Regions from separate parts of the Mus musculus genome. Here region 2 is linked to region 1. A link is a loop called in an ENCODE intact Hi-C map of the cell type or tissue named here. Cell type or tissue: gastrocnemius. All regions are shown on one strand. Links, peaks and the distances in the headings refer to the core of each region. The heading gives the core; the rest is flanking DNA. Region 1 has its middle 19 kb from the start of Gm35992. Region 2 overlaps Hdac4 (histone deacetylase 4).

Region 1 (2,911 bases), core at 285-2,784:
CGGCATGAGTGCAGATAAGAAAGCAGAATGCCTCCAAGGGACTGTCACCACTTGGCCAAGGCTCTTGATGTCTACAAAATCAGACAGCCTGGGCATGGCTAAAGGATGAAATCAGGGGATCCTGAGAGGGTAGGCGGCCTTCTTGCAAAGGTGCCTTTGTGGGTCCCTCAGCATATCCAGATAGACTAAAGCTAAATAGTAAGGCAATGAGGGGTAGGAAGCTAGAAGTGGGGTGCTGGACAGTGGGCTATGGTCCATCCTACAGCTCCCAGTCACATGAATATATCCTGACTGCAGTCTCTGGTCCCACAGTTGCCCAGGTAGGGACTGGACTGAGTGACTGACCACCGCCTGGGTCCTAGACAGAGACATCTGCCTGCATCTGGGTGAGGTCTTCTTTCTGTATTGGGCAGGGATCACCTGCTTATATCAGGACAGGGTTGTGTGCATGGACTCTGAATATGTTTCTCTGTATTCATCTGGGTGAGGTTACCAGCCTGGGTTAGGGTGTGGTCATCTGCCTTCAACTGGTTAGGGCTACTTCCTGTCCTTGAGTTGGGCTGTTTCTGTTATCTGCCCAAGTCAGGTGTCTCCCTCCCTACCGCCCCCCACCCCACACCAACTTTGAGATGTGGCAGGCATGCAGAGAGTGGCTGTTACATGCCAGGGGTTTACAGCCTTAGGAGACCCTGACAAGCCAAGCCTGCAGCTGGCAAATCTGCCCCTTCTGCCAGAGAATTACAAAGGAGAATTACTCCCGAGGCAGCTACCTCTTCCAATAAATAATACATGCCCGTAAGGACACTGCAGAGAATGTGGAATCCCAAGCCAGGCATGGATAGCTCCATTTTCCAGATCAGTCTACGTGTAAGCAGCTGGAACAGGAGAGAATTCTCAAGGCCCTGCAAGCCCTCCCTACTCAACAGGGTAGTGTAGGAAGACACCAAAGTCCATGGTCACCACCACGGAGAGCATGCAGCCTGTAGGGTGGCCCCAGTGAAGTCAGAGAGCCATGGTAGTCAGCATGCTGTAGTCTCCTAGCATTGGCTTGCTGCATGGATTCCCACTGGGCAGCAACAATAGGATGGTCTCAGCGGGAGCCTTGGGGCCCTGAAGGTGCCCTCCATGACCATCTGTAGTATGTCTCTTTGATGAGGTATATCCAAGCAACAACTTTTTTTTTTTTTTTGTATTCCACGAGGACCATGGGATACCATTGAAGTCCTGAAGCCATTCCTGCAGCTCCCTGATGTCCATAGTGGAAATGGCGTGGGTGTGGAAGTTCCCATGTTTCCACTCTTGGAATTCATGGCACGCTCTCCTTAACCACATTGGATTTGGTGCGCCGCCTTGTGGTCTTATCTGGGAACTGCATCTGCCCACCAAGCGGTTCCTGACCGTCCTCTCACCCCATGATCCTGTTCAGCAATCAGAAGCTGACCTTCAAAGCCTCCATAGTTCCTAGAGGGTGCTATAGTTTGATTCCAGAGAATGGTCCATCTTCACGTTCCAAAATTTGCATGTCAAGATCATGCAAGTACCCCCAACTCCACTTCAGCTACTTCTAGCAAAATGGCAGGAGATGGAGACTTGGCTTTCCAGGTGAGGGTTTCCTAGCAACCTTCTCTCCAGGCCAATGCTTGCACCCCTCTCCAGGTCTGGCAGGACATTTGGAGACCAGGGGCAGCTCACTATCAACACCGTTTCACATTGGCGGATGCCCTTCCCGTGCCGTCTCAGGGACTGTTCTCAGCCCATCTGTGGGCGGCTGTCTTTGAGCAGGGAGTATGTGCCCTACCCCGATTCCCTTGCCCAGCCCTTGAGAGCATTCAGGAATGGTCGACAAGTGTAAGTTGGATGGTGAATGAGGTGGGGCTTTTCTGCAGGGGGAAAGAGCCTCTGTTTCCCTGGGCTTGGGATCTGTCTTCAGCCCTACTAGGCCCCACCCAGTGTCCACTCAGGTTCTGTACATTCACAATGGCCAAGGTCACATCACCGCAAGCCACAAGAAGGCCCTGCCTGCAGCTGGGAGAGCTGAGAGGACCAGCAACTGCTAAGTGTACTGTGAGTCCTGAGGGGCTCACCTGACCACACCATTACCCTGGTGGCCATACTCTCAGCCATCCTGAGGGTCACCTGGGTCATGTGGGAAACCAGCTCTATATATTCTGCTCTGTTCTCTCCCAGCGATGGGAAGCTCAGCCGCCTCACTTGACAGAAGAGCCACCAGAAGCATAGGGGAGGTAGGAGACCCAGGTCCTACACCTGAGGCTATTCAGTAGCCATGCCAAGCCCAACAAAAAGGCAGGCATACACTGACACTGTCATACATGCAGATATATGTACAAGTACGCATTCTTACACACACATGTATCACCACACTGTCTGCACACTCGTATTACTGCACACACACACACATGCACACACACACACATGCACACACACTCAGAGAGAGAGAGACACACAGAGAGAGACTAATACACACAGAGACAGACACACACACACAGACACACACTCTCACACACACACAGTTGGCTTTGCATGCTATCCACTCACACACTTGAGTGTATTCAGCCCACATCTTCTAAGAACAAACAGCCATCTCCAGGAACAGCTCAGATTAAATCCATATTTAGGAGAATTTCCTGAAGAAAACATAATCAACAAAGATGCAGTTCCACCCCAGGGAGACAGCGCTTACCTCGTTATGCGGAGCAATTTAGCGCCTCGCTGACTAGAGCTTTCTGTTGCAGAATATAATATTTGCTTTCCCTTCGCATCAGCAAAAGGCCCATTAAAGTTATTTCCCGAAACAAAAAACCATCTGTCCCCTAAAGGTGGATTTAAGATAAGATACTGCCTGAGGCACAGGGCTTCAGTACCCAGTTTGGCAGTCTGATCTCTGTATGTG
Region 2 (2,911 bases), core at 305-2,804, 400 kb before region 1:
GAGTAGGAAGACAGTGTGGTGGTTCTGAGTTTGGAAGGCCATGTATGGGCTAGCTCTGGGAAGCCTTTCTGCATGTCACTGTGAACTGAGATAGTCCCTCTTTTCTCCAGGATACTCATTTTCCTTGTAATGATGTCAGTACTTCTGGCCTTCCAATTTGGGGAGATCTAAGCCACTTTTCAAGTAGACAAGGCCATTTACTTCTGGGAAGAGGGTGGGCAGGAGCTGCCAGTGATGGGGCTCAGCCTTCAGAGCTGCCTGCCCCTATGTAAACGAGAGGCACCCTGACATGGGAGGGCACTTGATTTTTGCTAGGGCTCAGTGTGCTGGGACAGTTGCTGTCTGGTTCAGTAAACATCCTGTGGGTCAGACAACTACATAAGTAGGAGGCTGCAAGGTTCACATTGCATTGGCTTTAAAGATCTGCCATATGCCAACACTAACACAGGTCAGAGAAGTATCAAGTTTCTCACAAAGATCACAAAATACTCTCTTTCGACTCTGTCTTATCCCAGTGTCTCTCCATCAGTTTACACTGTTGTAACTCAGGTGTGAATCCAGCAGCCATTAAAAGGTCTCATTTTAATTTTAATACTGCTGATACTGAGGAGATGGGCCACATGAACAAAACCTTGCTAGGCTCCTCAGCCACTGGGAAGGTTAGAGGGCTCTACAGATCCATCACAGAATGTGAACAACGCATTTTTCACAGCACGGGAATGACCACATCATCCTGGACAGGAGCTTCCTCACAGAGGGCAAAGGGCAGTGGGCAGACTTCCTCGTGTGGCCTAGCTCCACGATGCTGACTGACCTTTAGCTCTCCCGTGGCCACCTTGAAGACCAGCTCCACTACACAGCCTACAGCCAGGCGGGCTGCCCCAGACGAGTGCACCTCATTCCATATGGTGTCGCTATCCACCTGTGGAGAAAACACTCCTCCAGTGAGCCACATCCTGTGTCACTATCACTGCTGTCACACATTTCTTTTTGAGATGTGCCAAATAGTAAACACACAAATAAAAGCAAATGACCAGAAATATCATGTTGTACCCACCAGTAACCCTTTCCTTTTAACTTGCTCTAACAGACCTGGGCTGACAGTGAGCATCCTAACCTACTGACTCCCTTACCATGCAAAGTGGAACTGGAGCTAAGAGTTATGCTAACAATCAGAAAATGAAACGGAACAGAAACTATAATGAGTGGTTCTATTATGCGTAGAATTTAACTGCAAGCCTACTAAGGACTGAGAGTAGTTACATGAGACCAGGACACAAGGCGTAAAAACGAACTCTTAGGTCTGTCCCAGGTAACAGAAAGGTGGCCTGTTAGCTTCCACTCAAAACAGAAAGCAGGGCCAACCATTTGTCTTACTGGCTTGGGCAAAGGAGAACACATTACCATTCTTTAAAATCACATTGGTATGTGTGTCCATGTGTGCACTTGCACATGTGTGTGTGTGTCCGTGTGTATACCTTCATCACCATCTGCTAACTGATACTGATCATCAGTAGAGAGGGAACAACTCTTTCCAGCTTTCCACAAGCTTCACTCTCAGAAATAGATGATTTAAACCTCTTTTATATGGGTGAAGATATTGCTGAGGTGGGTACCAAGCATGGGCTATATTCTTTAAATAGTTCTCAAATGTTAAAGGAATGCCTGAGAGGCATCACTATTCAAAGCCGAGACCCTGGCTTGTAGTCCTGTGCAGACCAGCTCTGGCTGGAGAATCACATCTTTACTATTGGCTCATTATAATATCAAAGGTGACAGACAGTGCAGCAGACATTACCAGCTGCCTTGTGACCCCCAGGGGGCAGCAGTGTCCTAGGCAGCCCAGCAGTGTCCAGGCCAGGCTGGAGGCTATAAGCTCAGTGATCATTTCCTTCCCATGTGTGAAGAAAAAGCCTAGCTTTATTTTATTTTTTTCTTTGTACTTTTTTGGTGGCTGGAGAGACAGCCATGGGTTCTGGGAACTTAACTCTTATGTTTTTGGTTGTGAGCCTAGCCTTTAAGGATGGAGTCATCTCTCCAGCTTGAGCTTGACTTTATTAAAGAGCATGTCTAAGACATGGGGAAGGGACTACACATGACATGTGCCAGTTCTTCCAGGACTCTCTGTAGACTACTCTCTGGGCATCACAGGTCAGTGTCTGTAACCTGACCAAGCTCCTTTCTGCAGAGAGGAAGGAATAAACCCCAGGATTCCAGGCTGCTATCATGGCAAGACTTTCTGCTATTTTGTCCCCAGTTATGTCTACCAGCTGCTTCCGTTAGGGTGGTGATGCTAACGGGAGCAAGAGGAAAGTGCTTTATAGGAAGTACAGACAGAAATATCTGGGAAATGAAGCTGAATACTGACAACGGAGCATGTGGCAAATCTGGGTGAGCCCTGGGAATGAGGGGCTCAAGTTGCAGTCGGAGGAGGTAGAAGCCAGCAGAAGCCAGCCTACATTTCCAGGCAGGGCAGGGCAGGAGCAGGAAGTCAAAGACACAGGCCTTTACTAGTCTCAAGTTCACAATAATGAGGTGAACAAAACAGAAGAGTTTTTATTTGGTTTGGAAAAAAAAGATCAAAAGTATTTCAAACTTTTACTTAACAGAGCGAATAAGGATTGGTTTTTTACATTCTAAAAGAACTACCATATGACAGAACTGGCAATGGGAAGCTGCTTCCAGGTACAGAGGGGCCTGCCCTTAGGTCCCCACTCCTCATCCCACACAGGTCTCAGATTTCCCATAGCATCTGCACTGCTCTTTCTGACACCTCAGTGGGTGGAGGGGGAGCGAGCCCTGGAAATCTTGGGAGGAAAACTGAGTCCATGGCTGTAGCAGAGACCCAAAGAGACACTAAGTCAGAGCTTCTGGGCTGCCTTGCTGCCTCTGGGCCTCCCTTCTGCAGGCT

The links. Hi-C counts contacts between places; a loop is a spot of excess contacts. Peaks named below come from ENCODE experiments on the same cell type or tissue, not always from the same donor. Only the 100,000 strongest peaks of a DNase experiment are listed, where the experiment ranks them.
Region 2: a loop joins it to region 1, with 6 times the contacts of the local background. A loop is called at or near these places in 18 of 42 quality-filtered maps.

Annotation. Positions count from the first base shown.
Region 1 is chr1:92,359,152-92,362,062 of GRCm38, forward strand. No RefSeq gene overlaps it. Among named protein-coding and RNA genes, the nearest start is that of Gm35992, 19 kb to the right of the region's middle. In gastrocnemius, for the core only: a CTCF peak has its summit at 1,358 (motif pointing left); DNase peaks (open chromatin) are centred at 1,062 and 1,352.
Region 2 is chr1:91,960,639-91,963,549 of GRCm38, forward strand. Hdac4 (histone deacetylase 4) reads right to left here. Exons shown (of 27, transcript NM_207225.2): 18 at 815-922. Among named protein-coding and RNA genes, the nearest start is that of Gm46242, 82 kb to the left of the region's middle. RefSeq lists an enhancer at 2,290-2,911. In gastrocnemius, for the core only: a CTCF peak has its summit at 1,814 (motif pointing right); a DNase peak (open chromatin) is centred at 1,826; H3K27ac peaks cover 1,115 bases.